Linked DNA regions of Homo sapiens: region 2 is linked to region 1. The links are chromatin contacts, found by Hi-C or POLR2A ChIA-PET in ENCODE. All regions are on one chromosome and are shown on one strand. Each heading gives the region's core, a stretch centred on a gene start or an enhancer-like site at or near the end of the contact. The rest is flanking DNA. Distances are from core to core; before and after follow the strand shown.

Region 1 (7,359 bases), core at 1,494-3,993:
CAAGAAAAGAGTTTGCCAGATTTTCATCTTAAATCAGCTGACACTGAAATAGTTCAGATATACAATTTGAATGAAATCCATGGTCTAAGTCAAATTACCTGTGATAACCCATCAGTTATCCGTGCAATGCACCTAATTTGGAGAAGCAACTGGGATTCAAGAGGACTGAAGTCTAATGTTAATTAAGTATGGACTCACGGAGAACCAGGACGGCCACCTTGTCCTTCCTGAGTCCTTAAAGCTTTTGTTATTAAAAGTTCTGCATTTCGTGACTCATCATGGAAAAGATAAAGTAATCCAAATTAAATACATTGGTGTGTGGGAGGCAGAGGTTGGAGTGAGCCGAGATTGCACCGCTGCACTCCAGCCTGGGTGACAGAGATTCCATCTCAAAAAAAAAAAAGTGTATATGTGTGTGTGTGTGTGTGTGTGTGTGTGTGTGTGTGTGTGTGATAACTTACAAATTGCTAAAATAGTTTATAACCCTGGGCTATTTACATATTTTATAAAGGGATTTTATTCAATCGTCATTTTCAATGCATGTTTTCCGGGTTGTATAAAAGCTCTCGCATGTTAAGAGGGCTGATGTTTTAACAGTAGGTTATTATGCTACAGTATATTTTTCTATGGTTCACTGAGGTCAAACCCTTTGCATTCTAGAACCCGAAGACTGGATCTTCTGAGAACATCAGAGAAAGACTGTCCTTGCCATCCGCACTGCAACAAAACTTAGGGATCTTGAAACTTGGGTTCATAATCTCACAACTGAGAAGGGTCCATCCACACTCCTGGAACTGTACACCCATTGGAACCTTTAAGGTAAAGCCAAGGAAGTCTCTCCCCAGAAGATGGCATCCTTGATGTGAACGGCTTTTGCTAAGATCGTGGATCAAGACTTCTACTGTCATGAGACTCTCTTTTTTTTTTCTTTTTTGGAGATGGAGTCTTGCTCTGTCACCCAGGCTGGAGTGCGGTGGTGCAGTCTCAGCTCACTGCAACCTCTGCCTCCTGGGTTCAAGCGATTCTCATACCTCAGCCTTCCGAGTAGCTGGTATTACAGGTGCCTGCCACCACACCAAGCTAATTTTTGTATTTTTAGTAGAGATGGGTTTTTGCCAAGTTGGCCAGGCTGGTTTTGAACTTCTAACCTCAGGTGATCCGCCCACCTCGGCCTCCCAAAGTGCTGGGATTACAGGCATGCACCACCACGCCTGGCCATGAGACTCTTATCTTTGAGTATCTGTTCCTTGCTTATGCCTCTATGAATAATAGAAATGAAAAGACGATCTGTTGTGTGCACTTATGGGGTATACTTTCATTTGTGAAGGATTTTGCAGCCAGCCTTATACACGGATAACTTTATACTTTGATAGATAAAAGATGAAGGTCCAGTGTAGGTGAGAAACTTTAATGAGACATATGTTGCCTGTAATCAGTCAGAAACAGAATATCGGTTCACTCCTCTTAACCCACACTATGGGTTAAAGAGGGCATTGCCAGGAGGGCTTTACTCTTCCAGAAGGGCATCACTTTTCCATGGTTTAGAGTAAAAGAGGCCATAACCAGAAATGTATCCCTCATGATAGGCTGTATAGCAGACTCTACTGTAAAGGCTATAGTTACACAACAGACTTTCAATTCCCTTGTGAAAGGTATGCTAAATAATAGAATTGACTAAACAGAAAAGTAGTACCTGTGCAGCTGCTGGCACCTGTGGCCTAGGGAGAAATACATCAGGTATTATAGAGATTCAGTTGTGGGAGATTAATGAAAAGGCCACTTAGTTGAGTGAGTAGCCTCTTATCTAGCTCATTGTCTGATCTATTTGATTTGGGGTGGTTTGGTGTATAGGGACCCTGGGTAAGGAGCATACTGCAAACTCTTGGTATTATCCTCCCAGTAATCATAATAATAGTCTCCCTGGTGCGCTGCATTCTCTCAAAGGTTTTAAATGTCTGCATGCAGCCATCTCTAGAACAACAAATGGTCTCTCTTCAACTGGAATGGCAGAAGCTGAAAGAAATGTGTGACCATGAGGACACCGTAACCTATGAATGACGTGCTGAGACCAGAAACCCAAAACGATGGTAACTGAGAGTGGTGCTAAGGCCCTAAGTTTTGGTCACACTCTCGCCTGTAGGGTCCAGCCCTACTGGGCCTGTGGGTTTTTCTCCTCACCTGCGGAGATGAGAGATCACAGAAATAAGGACACAAGACAAAGAGATAGAAGAAAAGACAGCTGGGCCCAGGGGACCACTACCACCTAGACACGGAGACTGGTAGTGGCCCCGAATGCCTGGCTGCCCTGTTACTTATTGGATACAAGACAAGGGGGCAGGGTAAGGAGTGTGAGTCATCTCCAATGATAGGTCAGGTCACGCAAGTCACGTGTCCACCGGACAGGGTGCCCTTCCCTGTTTGGTAGCCGAGGCGGAGAGAGAGAGGAGACAGCCTACGTCATTATTTCTTCTATGCATTTCAAAGACTTTAGCACTTTCACTAATTCTGCTACTGCTATCTAGAAGATGGAGCCAGGTGTACAGAGCGGAACATGAAAGTGAAACAGGAGCGTGACCGCTGAAGCACAGCATCACAGGGAGATGGTCAGGCCTCCGGATGGCTGTGGGCGGGCCTGACTGATGTCAGGCCTTCCACAAGAGATGGTGGAGCAGAGTCTTCTCTAACCCCTCCGCCCCTCTCCCCTGGCCAAAGGGAGACTCCCTTCCCTGGTCGGCTAAGTAACAGGTGCCTTCCCAGGCACTGTCATTACCACTAGACCAGGGAGCCCTCTAGTGGCCCTGTCTGAGCGTGACAGAGGGCTCACACTCGTCTTCTGGTCACTTCTCACCCTGTCCCTTCAGCTCCTATCTCTGTATGGCCTGGTTTTTCCTAGGTTATAATTGTAGAACAAAGATTATTATAATATTGGAATAGAGTAATGCCACAAACTAATGATTGATAATAGTCATATCTAATCATATCTATAATCTATTTCTAGTATAACTATTCTTTTTGTTTTGTTTTGTTTTGTTTTTGTTTTTGTTTTTTGAGACAGAGTCTCGCTCTGTCACCCAGGCTGGAGGGCAGTGGCGCAATCTCGGCTCACTGCAAGCTCCGCCTCCCGGGTTCATGCCATTCTCCTGCCTCAGCCTCCCGAGTAGCTGGGACTACAGGTGCACGCCACCACGCCCGGCTAATTTTTTGTATTTTTAGTAGAGACGGGGTTTCACCGTGTTAGCCAGGATGGTCTCGATCTCCTGACCTCATGATCTGCCCACCTCGGCCTCCCAAAGTGCTGGGATTATAGGCGTAAGCCACTGCGCCCGGCCTAGTATAACTATTCTTATTCTATATATATATTTTTTATTATACTGGAACAGCTTGTGCCCTCGGGGTCTTGCCTTGGCAGCTGGGTGGCTTGCCGCCCACACTCACCTAAGTGAGAACCTGGACAGAAAGGGGAATTTATTAAAATAAAATTATGGGAGGCCATTGTTTTGGACTGAGCTCATGCACTATGTCCCAACAGACTAAGCCAAACAAAAATGGAGTCACTCATGCTAAATGTGACATAATCAAACTAAGACTTTAAGGAAACACATAGATCCTAACAGATTCCCCTATAAACAGGACGTTCCAGCATAAGGAGGTACCCTCAGTCCTTGTTCCTACCTTTGCAAAACTCACTGTTCTACTGTTTCTCAGAGGGTTTCAGGACCAAATAAGTACATTTACGATGGTGATAGTGACATCAATGACTAAAGTTTTGGTCAATCTCTCAAAATTGAGAAAATGACCAAAAGGGTGGAATTGTTAAAGCAAACTAAATATGGCCTGAGAAGGACTCCATACTTCTCTATTTGAGTCCTTGTGGACGAACTGCAACCTAACTTAATTGGTAGACAAGACTGAAACCCTGACATCCTCACTTGGGAGTCTGCACCTGTGGCAGTACCTGAGTCTTGGCCAATCCCAGCAGCCGTACTTCACTCGTACACTGCTGAGAGTTCAAACTGTGTCCAAATAAGGCAAATGCCGAGCTGCAACCAACCCAGCTGTTTCTGTACTCACCTCCAATTTCTATATGTCACTTCCCTTTTTTGTCTATAGATTTGTTCTGACCACGAGGTATCCCTGGAGTCCCTCTGAATCTGCTGTGATTCTGGGGGCTGCCCAATTCGTGAATCGTTCATTGCTCAATTAAACTCATTTAAATTTAATTTGGCTGAAGTTTTTCATTTAACAGAGGTATATAATATGTATTCTTTAAAATGTTCAAACACTGTTTTGAGTGCATATTGTGCTTTTTTGTTAAAAAAAAAATTATGATGTGATGTTTACTGCTCCCTTGAGGTACATAAGAAAATCCTAAAACCCCTGCCAACTGAGCGGACCGCTTCTTGGTCGAGGAGACCTCAGAGAAACCTTAAAAACTGAGTTCCTGGCCGTGACAGGACAGGTCAGACTCGCCTCAGTGTGCCCCTTCCTTAATACCCTTTCACTGGAATGCCTTCCTAAAGAATAAACAGAAACCAGCTCTAGAAAAAAAGAACAGACATCTCACTCTTCTATTGCCTTTAGCCAATCATCTGAGGCCACGGCCAGGCAATGCTTCCCTTCCTGGTAAGAGACCACAGAGCCTGCAGTGGCCGTGGCCGTCTCCAGAGGCGGTGCAGTGAGGGTTCTCGTGTCCTCTGCTTCACCTTTTGACGTCAGAGGGAGGAAAACCACATCCTCCGATCACGCTAACCCCAACATTTTTTGAACACGTGACCCATGAAGAGGCATGAAGCTAACTGCACACTGGGTGTTGCTCCCCTCACAGATATTCATAACTCCTCCTACAGCGTATTCCATATGTATATTCAGCCACCCTGAGGATCTAGGGGAAAAGCGCAGTGTCCTTTTCCTGTTCTCTCACTCAAGAATCAACACAGAATACTTCTCCCCACCCACAAGCAAGCAATCAGTTCTGCAGCGGACACCAGCTGGGTGTCCTCTCATTCAAGTCTGACGGCATCTACCTGTAGACAGCGCCTGACCACACAGATCGAGGACTCAGTTCCCACAAGACTGAACCCCGTTTCCAATGCCAACTGCAAGCCCCTGGTTATTTGGCCTGTGATTCTGACTGACCTGCTAAACATTGGGGGTTCCCACAGCCCCCTCCTTGGGTTCAATTAATTTGCTAGATCAGCATACAGAACTCAGAGAAACACATTTCCTGGTTTATTACAAGGCATATTTTACAGGATACAGATGAACAGCCAGATGAGAAGATGCATAGGGAGCGTTCTGGAAGGGTCCCAAGCACAGGAGCTTCTGTCCCCGTAGAAGGGAGGTGCGCTGCCCTCTAGAAACCTCCACGTTACCCGGAAGCTCTCTGAACCCTGTCCTCTTGGGTTTTTATGGAGGCTTCATCACATAGGCATGATTTAATCATTAGCCATTGGCGATCAGCTCAACCATCAGCCCCTCTCCCTTCCCAGAGGGCAAGAGTAGGGCTGAGTCCCAACCTTCTAACCCTACCTTCTTCTTTCTGGTGACCAGCCCCACCTCCTATCTTGAAGCTGTCTAGGAGCCACCAGCCACCTCATTAACATACAAAAAAGACATTCATCACTTTGAAGATTCCAAGGATTTGGGGAAATATATGCCAGGAGACTGAACGAAAACCAAATATAACTTCACAATATCATGGATGACTGAAATATGTAATAAAAGATTAAGCAGGCCAGGCACAGTGGCTCACACCTGTAATCCTTTGGGAGGCTGAGATGGGCAGATTACTTAAGGCCAGGGGTTCGAGACCAGCCTGGTCAACATGGTGAAACCCCATCTGTACTAAAAAAAAAAAATTAGCCGGTGTGGTGGTGGTGCCTGTAATCCCAGCTATCCGGGAAGCTGAGGCATGAGAATCACTTGAATGCAGGTTGCAGTGAGCCGAGATCACGCCACCGCACTCCAGCCTGGGCAACAGAGCGAGACTCTCAAAAAAAACATTAAAAATTTAAGCAGCCAAATGACATGGAAAGAAATAAATCACTATATTAATTATATAAATAGCAAACAAAATGTTGATACGGATTGCCTATGCACAGCAGCTAATATTAAAGACGAGATTTTGTGTTTTTTCTTTTTTTAAATATATTTTTGTATGGAACGCTTCACAAATTTGTGTGTCGTCCTTGTGCAGGGGCAATGCTAATCTTCTCTGTATCATTCCAGTTTTAGTGTATATGCTGCCACAGCGAGCACTGTTCTTCTTAATTTCAAAGTTCTCTTCAATACATACATGCTTGCTTATAAACAGAAAGAGAAAAATGAGATGTTCAACATGTTAATTGAACAAGTTACCAAATGGTCTGTGTACAAATCCTGGCCTAGGTTTATTTCTCTCAGTCAAAGCTTTCACTTGGGCATGGGGAAATTTAACTCAGACTAGCTTAAGCAAAAAAAGAAACAAAGAAACAAAAAGGACTTTATTAGTTCCATAGCCACCAGCCCAGGGTATGAACGATGCCCTCGGGCCCTGGGCCCTGCAACCCTGGTCGGTTCCCAGGTCTAGTTTCCTCCTCAGCAGGCAAGATGGAGGGAGTGCTACTGGACAGGGGTCCCGATCCAGACCCCAAAAGAGGGTACTTGGATCTCGCTCAGGAAACAATTCGAGGCTAATCCATAAAGGGAAAGCAAGTTTCTTAGGAAAGTAAAGGAATAAAGAATGGCTACTCCGTAGGCAGAGCAGCCTAGAGGGCTGCTGGCTGCCCATTTTTATGGTTATTTCTTGATTATATGCTAAACAAGGGGTGGATTATTCATGAGATTTCTGGGAAAGGGGTGGGCGATTCCCAGAACTGAGAGTTCCTCCTCTTTTTAGAACATACAGGGTAGCTTTCAGACGTTGCCATGGCATCTGAAAACTGTCATGGCGCTGATGGGAGTGTCTTTTGGCATGTTAATGCATTATAATTAGCATGTAATGAGCTGTGAGGATGACCAGAGGTCACTCTCATCGCCATCTTGGTTTTGGTGGGTTTCCCAGCTTCTTTATTTACTTCTTTATTTTATTATTTTTTTTGAGACGATGTCTTGCTCTGTTGCCCAGGTCTCGGCTCACTGCAGCCTCTGACTCCTGGGTTCAAGAGATTCTCCTGCCTCAGCCTCCCGAGTAGCTGGGACCACAGGCATCCATCACTGCACCTGGCTAATTTTTGTATTAGAGACGGGGTTCACTATTTTGGCCAGGGTGGTCTCTAACTCCTGGCCTCAAGTGATCCACCTGCCTCGGCCTCCCAAAGTGCTGGGATTACAGGCATGAGCCACCGCGCCTAGCTCCGGCTTCTTTAAAACAGTCTGTTT
Region 2 (7,359 bases), core at 3,643-6,142, 180 kb before region 1:
TTGTCAGGTGGGGGTGCGGGAGGAAGAGCTCCGCAAATGTTAGCGGCTGGAGTGATGGCAAAAAAAAAAATCATTCACCGTCATGACAGCATTGTCGTTCCTGACACACAGGAGCCCGTCCAGAGCACGGGCTAGGCAGGCCCTGATGGGCACCACCATGCCATTCTCACCAAGGGCCCCAGACGGCTGGCACACGGCAGCCACTCAGGTGTTTGTTGAAGAAATGAGTTTCCATTGCTATCATAAAATGGATTACTAGGTAATGCCACATGACAAGGAACCAGAGGTGCCAGCTCTGACAGTTCTGCCATCCTTGAATATGCTTCGCCAGATGTCGGGACCCACGGGCAATGATTTCACGTGTGCAGGTGATGGATACTTGGCAAATACCATGTGGTGATGTGCCACAGAATACAGGTACCATGCTGCACTGGCTGAATCCTGATAAACCAGAAGCAGAATAAGGAGGAACTCAAGAGGATGAACACTTGACCGCTGGGATGGTCTGAATGTTTCTATCCCTCCTGAAACTCCTACACTGACACCTAATTTGCAGTGCCACAGTACAAGAAGGTGGGGCCTTGGGAGGTGATGAGGTCATGATGGGAGAGCCCTTGTGGATTGGGGCCCTTCTAAAAGGCCTGAGGGAGCTTGTTCACTCCTTCCACCGTGAGGACCCAGCCAGAAGATGCCATCTATGAAGCAGAGAGCAGCCCTCATCACACACCAAATCTGCTGGCACCTTGACCATGAAAACTTCCAGCCCCCAGAACGGTGAGAAGTAAATTTCCACTGTTTATAAATTACCCAGTCTAAGGTAACTTGTGGTAGCAGCCAAAAAAGACTAAGACAACCACCACGCTAAAAAGAGACTATAGCACCCAGATTTGGGACTAGAAACACAGGGTCACTGTGACAAAACGGCCCCCAGGAGAGAAGCTGTCCAGCCAGGAAGCTCGGGGGGCCTGGAACATAACTGAGAAGGGGAGTGAGGCAGTCAGGCCTCAGGGCAGAGCATGGGGAAGCCAGTAGCATTTCCACCATCTACGATGCCTCAGCGCCACCACACACCGTGGTTCTGTGGGGATGGGCTACTACAATGATGTCATAAGCCCAGGGATACGGGACCCCAAACCATGGCTTGGCCGCCACAACCCACATCACAGTGACCTGTGAATGGCACTGACCGTCGCTGAACCCCCTCCATCTGAGAAGCACTGCAGCTCACGTGGGCCGTGGAGTCCGGTTCGGGTCAACTCTTGGAAGGAGGCAGCCGCACCCGGCACCTCTGGCCAACACCAGGTCCCAAGGCAGATGGGCCCCCGTGGCTTCAGCACAGAAACCTCTGTGCCACCTGTCACTTACCATCCCAAGGACGGCAGCTGCCTTGCAGGTGGCAGGCACCAGGTACTGAGCGAGGATCTCGTCTTCTGAAGGGTGCACCCTTCGCAGTTCTGTCAGCGTCACATACATCAGCTCAAACTGGTTGCGCTCGGTGAACAAGTCTGAGACCACTAGAAGCTGGAGATGTGGAAAACCAGGAGGGCAAGGGGAGAATCGCGCTGTTAGAATCCAGGCAACGCATCCAGAACGCTACTACTGGCAAGTCGTGTTCTTACACCCAAGAGACATTACTGTGCGGGACGCATGTGTGCGTGTGTGTGTGGTGTATGCGTGTGCTGTGTCTGTGTGGGTGCGTGGTACACGTGGTGCATGTATGGTGTGTGTATGGTGTGTACATGTGGCGTATGTGGTGTGTGTGTGCGCATGTGGTGTGTGTGCGTGGTGTGCAAGTGGTGTGTGTGTGGTGTGGGGTGTGTATATACATGTGTGTACATGTGGCATGTGTGTGGTGCATGTGTGTGTGGCATGTGTGTGGTGCGTACATGTGTGTGGGGTGTGTGCACGTGGCGTGTGTGTAGTGTGTGCCATGTGTCTGGTGCATGCACATGTGGCATGTGTGTGGTGCATGTGTGTGGTTGTGTGCTGTGTGTGGCACATACATGTGGTGTGTGGGGTGTGTGCACGTGGCATGTGTGTGTTGTGTGCATGTAACCTGTGTGGTGTGGTGCATGTGGTGTGTGTGGTGTGTGTGTGTGTGTGTGGTGCATGCATGTGGAGTGTGTGTGCATGTGGCATGTGTGTGGTGCATGTGGTGTGGCGTGTGTGTGTGGCATGTGTGCTGTGTGTGTTGTGTGTATGGTGCATGCCGTGTATGTGTGTGCATGTGGCATGTGTGTGTGGTGTCTATGGTGCGTGTGGCCTGTGTGTGTGTTGCATGCATGAGGGGTGTGTGTGCAAGTGGCATGTGTGTGGGCGGTGTGTGTGTGTGGGGTGTGTGGCGTGTGTGGTGCGTGTGGCACGTGCAGGTGTGAGGGGAATGGGAAGGCTCACTTACGGATCTGACCACCTCACTGATCAGGATGGCCGGGGTCCTCCTGGCTGAGCTGGACGGCAGGATCCAGCGGCTGTACAACTCAAGCAAAAACTGCGAACAGGAGTGGATGTCAACTCCAGCCCGGTGTTTCCTGTGGAATATGCGAGATGGGTATTTTCCAAGTACATGAGATGAGAGGCTCATTTCAAGAAGCACCTCAAACAAATCAAATGACTGATAAGAAATTTCAAATTTCTGTTAAAAAGAAAAAGGCCATTGGAAAACCTGGAGTTGACTGGAGACGTGGGTGGTGACGAAGGTGCAGGGGCGTCGGCCTCCTCCTCCTCTTCCTCGTCCCATTCCTCCTCCCTCAGGGGTGTGATGCTGTTCCCCAGCCACACGGAGTGTATGGACACCTGCCACAGAAACGGGGCACTGCTCAGTGCTGCGGCCACAGTGCCAGGCTCCTGGTGGGTGGGTGTGGCCACTGGGACTCAGCACATGCCTACCGTCTAACAGTCTGCCCCTTAGCAAGGGTCGTTCAGACACCCCAGGTTACGGGCAAGGGAGCCCACAGAGAGGGTGGGGCAGGGGCTGGACAGCTGCTGGGAAGCTCCAGCACATGCTAAAGGCATGAATCAGGGGCCAGTCAACCCCAGGAGCAGCTGAGGAGGGTGACACAGAAAGAGGCTCTACGAAGGGATGCTTTCACTCCTAAGTGACATCTGAATGGAGTCCCCAAAACACGGAACCAATACGTGAGATTCCTTTTCCAGTCTCCCGCACTGGCAGTCATTGCGGTAAACCCAAGGCCAGAGCTCCCTCGCGCCTTTGTGACCCGCGCTCTAGATCACGCAGCCACCACGCAGTCAGCACACCTCGACTGTCCTCCTTTCTGCCTGGTTCTCGGGAAGCCTCGAGCACTTGGCACAGTGCTGTGGGCTGTGTGCCCATAAAAAGCTGTTCTCCATCATCACTGGCACTAGCCCCAACTCACGTTCTTGGCACCAAGGGCCATTTCCCCCCTGGGACCCAGCACCCTGCAGGGAGTGGGCGAGGAGTCTGTATGAACAGCTCTCAGGCCAAGGAGGAGCCCCTGCACTCCCCTCGCCCAGACCCCTAACCCCCACCCCTCTTTCCCAAAAGCAAGTAGCGGCTCAGTCCAGTGGCATCTAGGGGCTAAACATCCCAGACAGGGCAGGGGTGGCACTGTCCTTCAGCCCCAGACAGGGCAGGGGTGGCACTGTCCTTCAGCCCCAGACAGGGCAGGGGTGGCACTGTCCTTCAGCCCCAGACAGGGCAGGGGTGGCACTGTCCTTCAGCCCCAGACAGGGCAGGGGTGGCACTGTCCTTCAGCCCCAGACAGGGCAGGGGTGGCACTGTCCTTCAGCCCCAGACAGGGCAGGGGTGGCACTGTCCTTCAGCCCCAGACAGGGCAGGGGTGGCACTGTCCTTCAGCCCCAGACAGGGCAGGGGTGGCACTGTCCTTCAGCCCCAGACAGGGCAGGGGTGGCACTGTCCTTCAGCCCCAGACAGGGCAGGGGTGGCACTGTCCTTCAGCCCCAGACAGGGCAGGGGTGGCACTGTCCTTCAGCCCCAGACAGGGCAGGGGTGGCACTGTCCTTCAGCCCCAGACAGGGCAGGGGTGGCACTGTCCTTCAGCCCCAGACAGGGAAGGGGTGGCACTGTCCTTCAGCCCCAGACAGGGCAGGGGTGGCACTGTACTTCAGCCCCAGACAGGGCAGGGGTGGCACTGTCCTTCAGCCCCAGACAGGGCAGGGGTGGCACTGTACTTCAGCCCCAGACAGGGCAGGGGTGGGACCGTACTTCAGCCCCAGTATGATCCCATGACAGTTGGTTTGCGGACGCTGGACACAACGCAAACATTGAAGGATGTGGCCAAATGCAGCGGGGTTGGGGGGATAGGGAATACCTCGGGCACAGACCAGTGTCCCTGGGCCCAGGACAAGGCCAGAGGCACCCAGTGAGCCCCAGGCCTCTCACTCTCAGCCTGCCCTTCAGAAACACTTTCATGAAAAATACAGTGCATCCTATTGGTCATTTTCACTTATCTTGGGGTGGAAACATCTGTCAAAGGTGAAAGGACAGAAGAGTGGGACTTCTTTTTCCAACTATGTCTAGAAAAATACAGGCTGGTCCAGTAGCTCCCTGCTTCCTGTCACTGAAACCGGCAGGCACAAAACAGGACAGTACAGGCAGAGAGCAGGGAACAGAAACAGGCTTGTGACATCACAGGGTTTCTGCTGTGAAGGCTGCAGGCCAGGAACTCAGAAGAGGAAACTCTCAGAGCTCATAAGTGTTTCTAAACACCATATTCTGACCCATTTCCACAGAAACAAAAGCTACAAAGAGAACTGTCCTGCACAACTGCTTTCACTAAATCAGGAACCCGGTGAGCGAAAGACACAGCACCGGGGTGGAGGGAAAGGTGCAAGTCGGCCAGCACAGCCGGGCCCCGCCCAGCATACACCTGTAGGGCTCCACGCCATGTGCCATCATATGCAAATGGCCCTACGTTTCTGTTTACATTTTTTTTTAAGGGACAGAGTACTGGTCTGTTGCCCAGGCTGGAGTGCAGTGGTGCAATCATGGCTCACTGCAGCCTCAACCTCCTGAGCTCAGGTAAGCCTCCTGCCTCAGCCTCCTAAAATGTTATAGATTACAGGTGTTAGCCACCACACCCAGACCCTTGAATCCCTTCACTTATCTGAGGAGGAAACAGAAGCACAGACCAATGTGACCTGCTAGGAAGTGGCCGAGCTGTCTGCCTGCACACGGGGCTCCCACCCAGAACTGGCCACAGGGACAGGGACACTCAGGGAGCCCCCCAAGAGCTGGCCCCAGGGACACTCACGGCCACGCCTGCGGCCCCCCATACCATGGCCCTTCATGGCGTCTACTTCCTCCTGAGCATTTCAGCTGACTCCACTCTGTCCTCACCCCCCTTTTTGTGTCTCACGGTCCTTGCTTAAGTCCAAGTCACGCCCTCTCACTGTCTCTTACACACATCTCTATCGCTACATGTGAGGTCTCTTAACTACTTTCTGGAATACAGAACATAAATAAAAACAAAACTAATGCTTCCTCTGCTTGCGGGACCTAGGAATAAAACAGATAAAAACAATGAACATTAAATTTTTTTTTAAAAAAAAGGAAAACTTCCTTTCATTTAAAAAGTGCACTGAGCTTTTCTCCTGGGTGTGTCAAGCGCCAAAGTCTGAGGACAGAAACGGACAGAGGCCAGGCGGCGGGGGCGCGAGACTGACCTGGCCGAGTTTGTAGCTCATGCTCCCCAGCTCCCGCTCGGGGTTGATCTGTAGCAGCAGCTTCTCGTGGCTGATGAGGGCACCTGTGAACACCAGCACCCTGAGTCTTGATCTGCACAGGGGGGCAGGGCCGCAGGCCCACCCCATACCAGCCCAGCTCCTGCCCAGACAGGCACCCAGCCGTGAGCCACCTGCCCTCGCCGCCACTGGCAGGAGGGCCCAGGTTGTGCAGAGCCCTGTGGGTCTTGGGGATTTGTCACTTTATAACCAGTTAAGCTGGCAGGGCCAGTGGGCAAGCTGGACTCTGTCACTTTTTCTCTATGACAAATAAGACTGCAGCAGTCACTTGTCACCCCTCAGCTCCCACCTCTGTGAATAGGAACTGGTTGTGGGCTGAGCTGCAAAAGCTTAGGAGTCAGCAGTTGCAGGCGAGCCGACAGTCCAGGCAGGCAAGCTCTCTGGGGGACCCAGATAAGCATTTTGGTGAACAGTGCCTTCCAGAACCCCACCTCGGTGCCCAGGCTGACCAGATACAGCCGGCAGGAGCGGGAGCAGGATAATGCCCCCACTTAACCTTTCACACCCCCCCACGCCCCAGGCCAGCCTCCTCATGTCTTTCTGCTGGGCATCCCCCCAATTCCCGGGCACCAGCCTCCCGCTAAATGTCCCCAGCTAACCCTCTGCCAGACCCCAGATCAACTTGCCTCCTCCAAAGGGGCCTCCACGCCCCCTTCCCTGGAAGCACTTGCTCCCCTTGGAGCTCCAGGAGCTGCCTGTGTATGCCTCCCACCCACCTCTGTGCCCCTCTTTTCTGCCTTCTATGACAGGTCATTGCTCCTGGGTCCTCCTGACTTATGAGCTCCTTGAAGGCTGGATCCATGGCCCTCCAAGTGCTCAGTTTACTTCAACGCCCTAATAAACATTTGAGTCTCATAGACACTGCGTATAACACATTGCACGTCCACATAGAACTTTCTGCAATTAAAGCCTTCAAGGTGCTTAAACTCCTAAATAGCTACGGAATCACAGAGCTCTACGCTAAAATACTTTTGAGTGAAAAACGTGCATCCCAAATCCCCACACAACTCTCTTCTTTTAAACCAGGTGACAAGCTCCGATGCCTGTGATAGGGCAGGCACACAACCGGAAGGCTTGGTGGGAGAGTGGGCAGTGACAGGCAGGGCCCAGGGAGGGGAGAGGTGCAGGGAGCGGGGTGCTCAGGCCCAGCTGTGCCCTGCCCTGCAGCCACTGCCACACATGGTTTCTTAGGAAAAGCTGGAGATTCAGCTTGTGTAGATGAACTTGGTTGAGTTCTTAACATAAGCAACTAATTCAACTTTTAAATCCTGCTGGTCTTACAGCCCGTGAGAATTCTTTCGCTTCTCATTTCTTGACTGGCAGGAGAGAATGCTTCTCATTCATTTCCAGATTTTACTTCCTCCCTGGGCCTGACTAAGACTCCTGCTTATGAAAGGGGCAGCGTATTTAGCACCACAGCCTCCAACTCAGACCACACTCAGGTCTTCCCGCATCACTGGTGTGGTGAGCATGCCAGTCTTCTCTCATTCTAGCCCAAGTACAACCGCTCCCCCGCACCCTTTCCCTCAGGTACCTGTAGTAGCCGGAGACAGAGAAGGGACAGGATCCCATGCCTGATATAAATGATGGGTGGCAATATTCTCTCTCTTTGAAACC

The links. A loop is a pair of places that touch in the nucleus more often than their neighbours do. ChIA-PET counts read pairs that join two places held with the same protein, here RNA polymerase II (POLR2A). Pooled maps may share reads with other maps.
Region 2: a loop to region 1 is called in a pooled map, with 3 times the contacts of the local background. The contact joins two enhancer-like sites. A Hi-C loop is called at or near these places in 1 of 168 maps with a recorded cell type or tissue (posterior vena cava) and 1 of 50 pooled maps. POLR2A ChIA-PET finds 5 or more read pairs at or near these places in 2 of 52 experiments (OCI-LY7 and activated T-cell).

The regions. Positions count from the first base shown.
Region 1 is chr4:3,043,000-3,050,358 of GRCh38, reverse strand. It overlaps the pseudogene RNU6-204P and HTT-AS. Among named protein-coding and RNA genes, the nearest start is that of HTT, 28 kb to the left of the region's middle. RefSeq lists an enhancer at 2,290-2,649. Within about 2 kb of position 2,743, at least 14 of the 41 ENCODE cell types and tissues checked have a DNase peak (open chromatin) inside an H3K27ac peak, as active enhancers do.
Region 2 is chr4:3,224,049-3,231,407 of GRCh38, reverse strand. It overlaps HTT (huntingtin), which reads right to left. Exons shown (of 67, transcript NM_001388492.1): 56 at 7,277-7,359; 57 at 5,665-5,747; 58 at 2,663-2,793; 59 at 2,399-2,528; 60 at 1,366-1,521. Among named protein-coding and RNA genes, the nearest start is that of MSANTD1, 21 kb to the left of the region's middle. Within about 2 kb of position 4,892, at least 15 of the 41 ENCODE cell types and tissues checked have a DNase peak (open chromatin) inside an H3K27ac peak, as active enhancers do.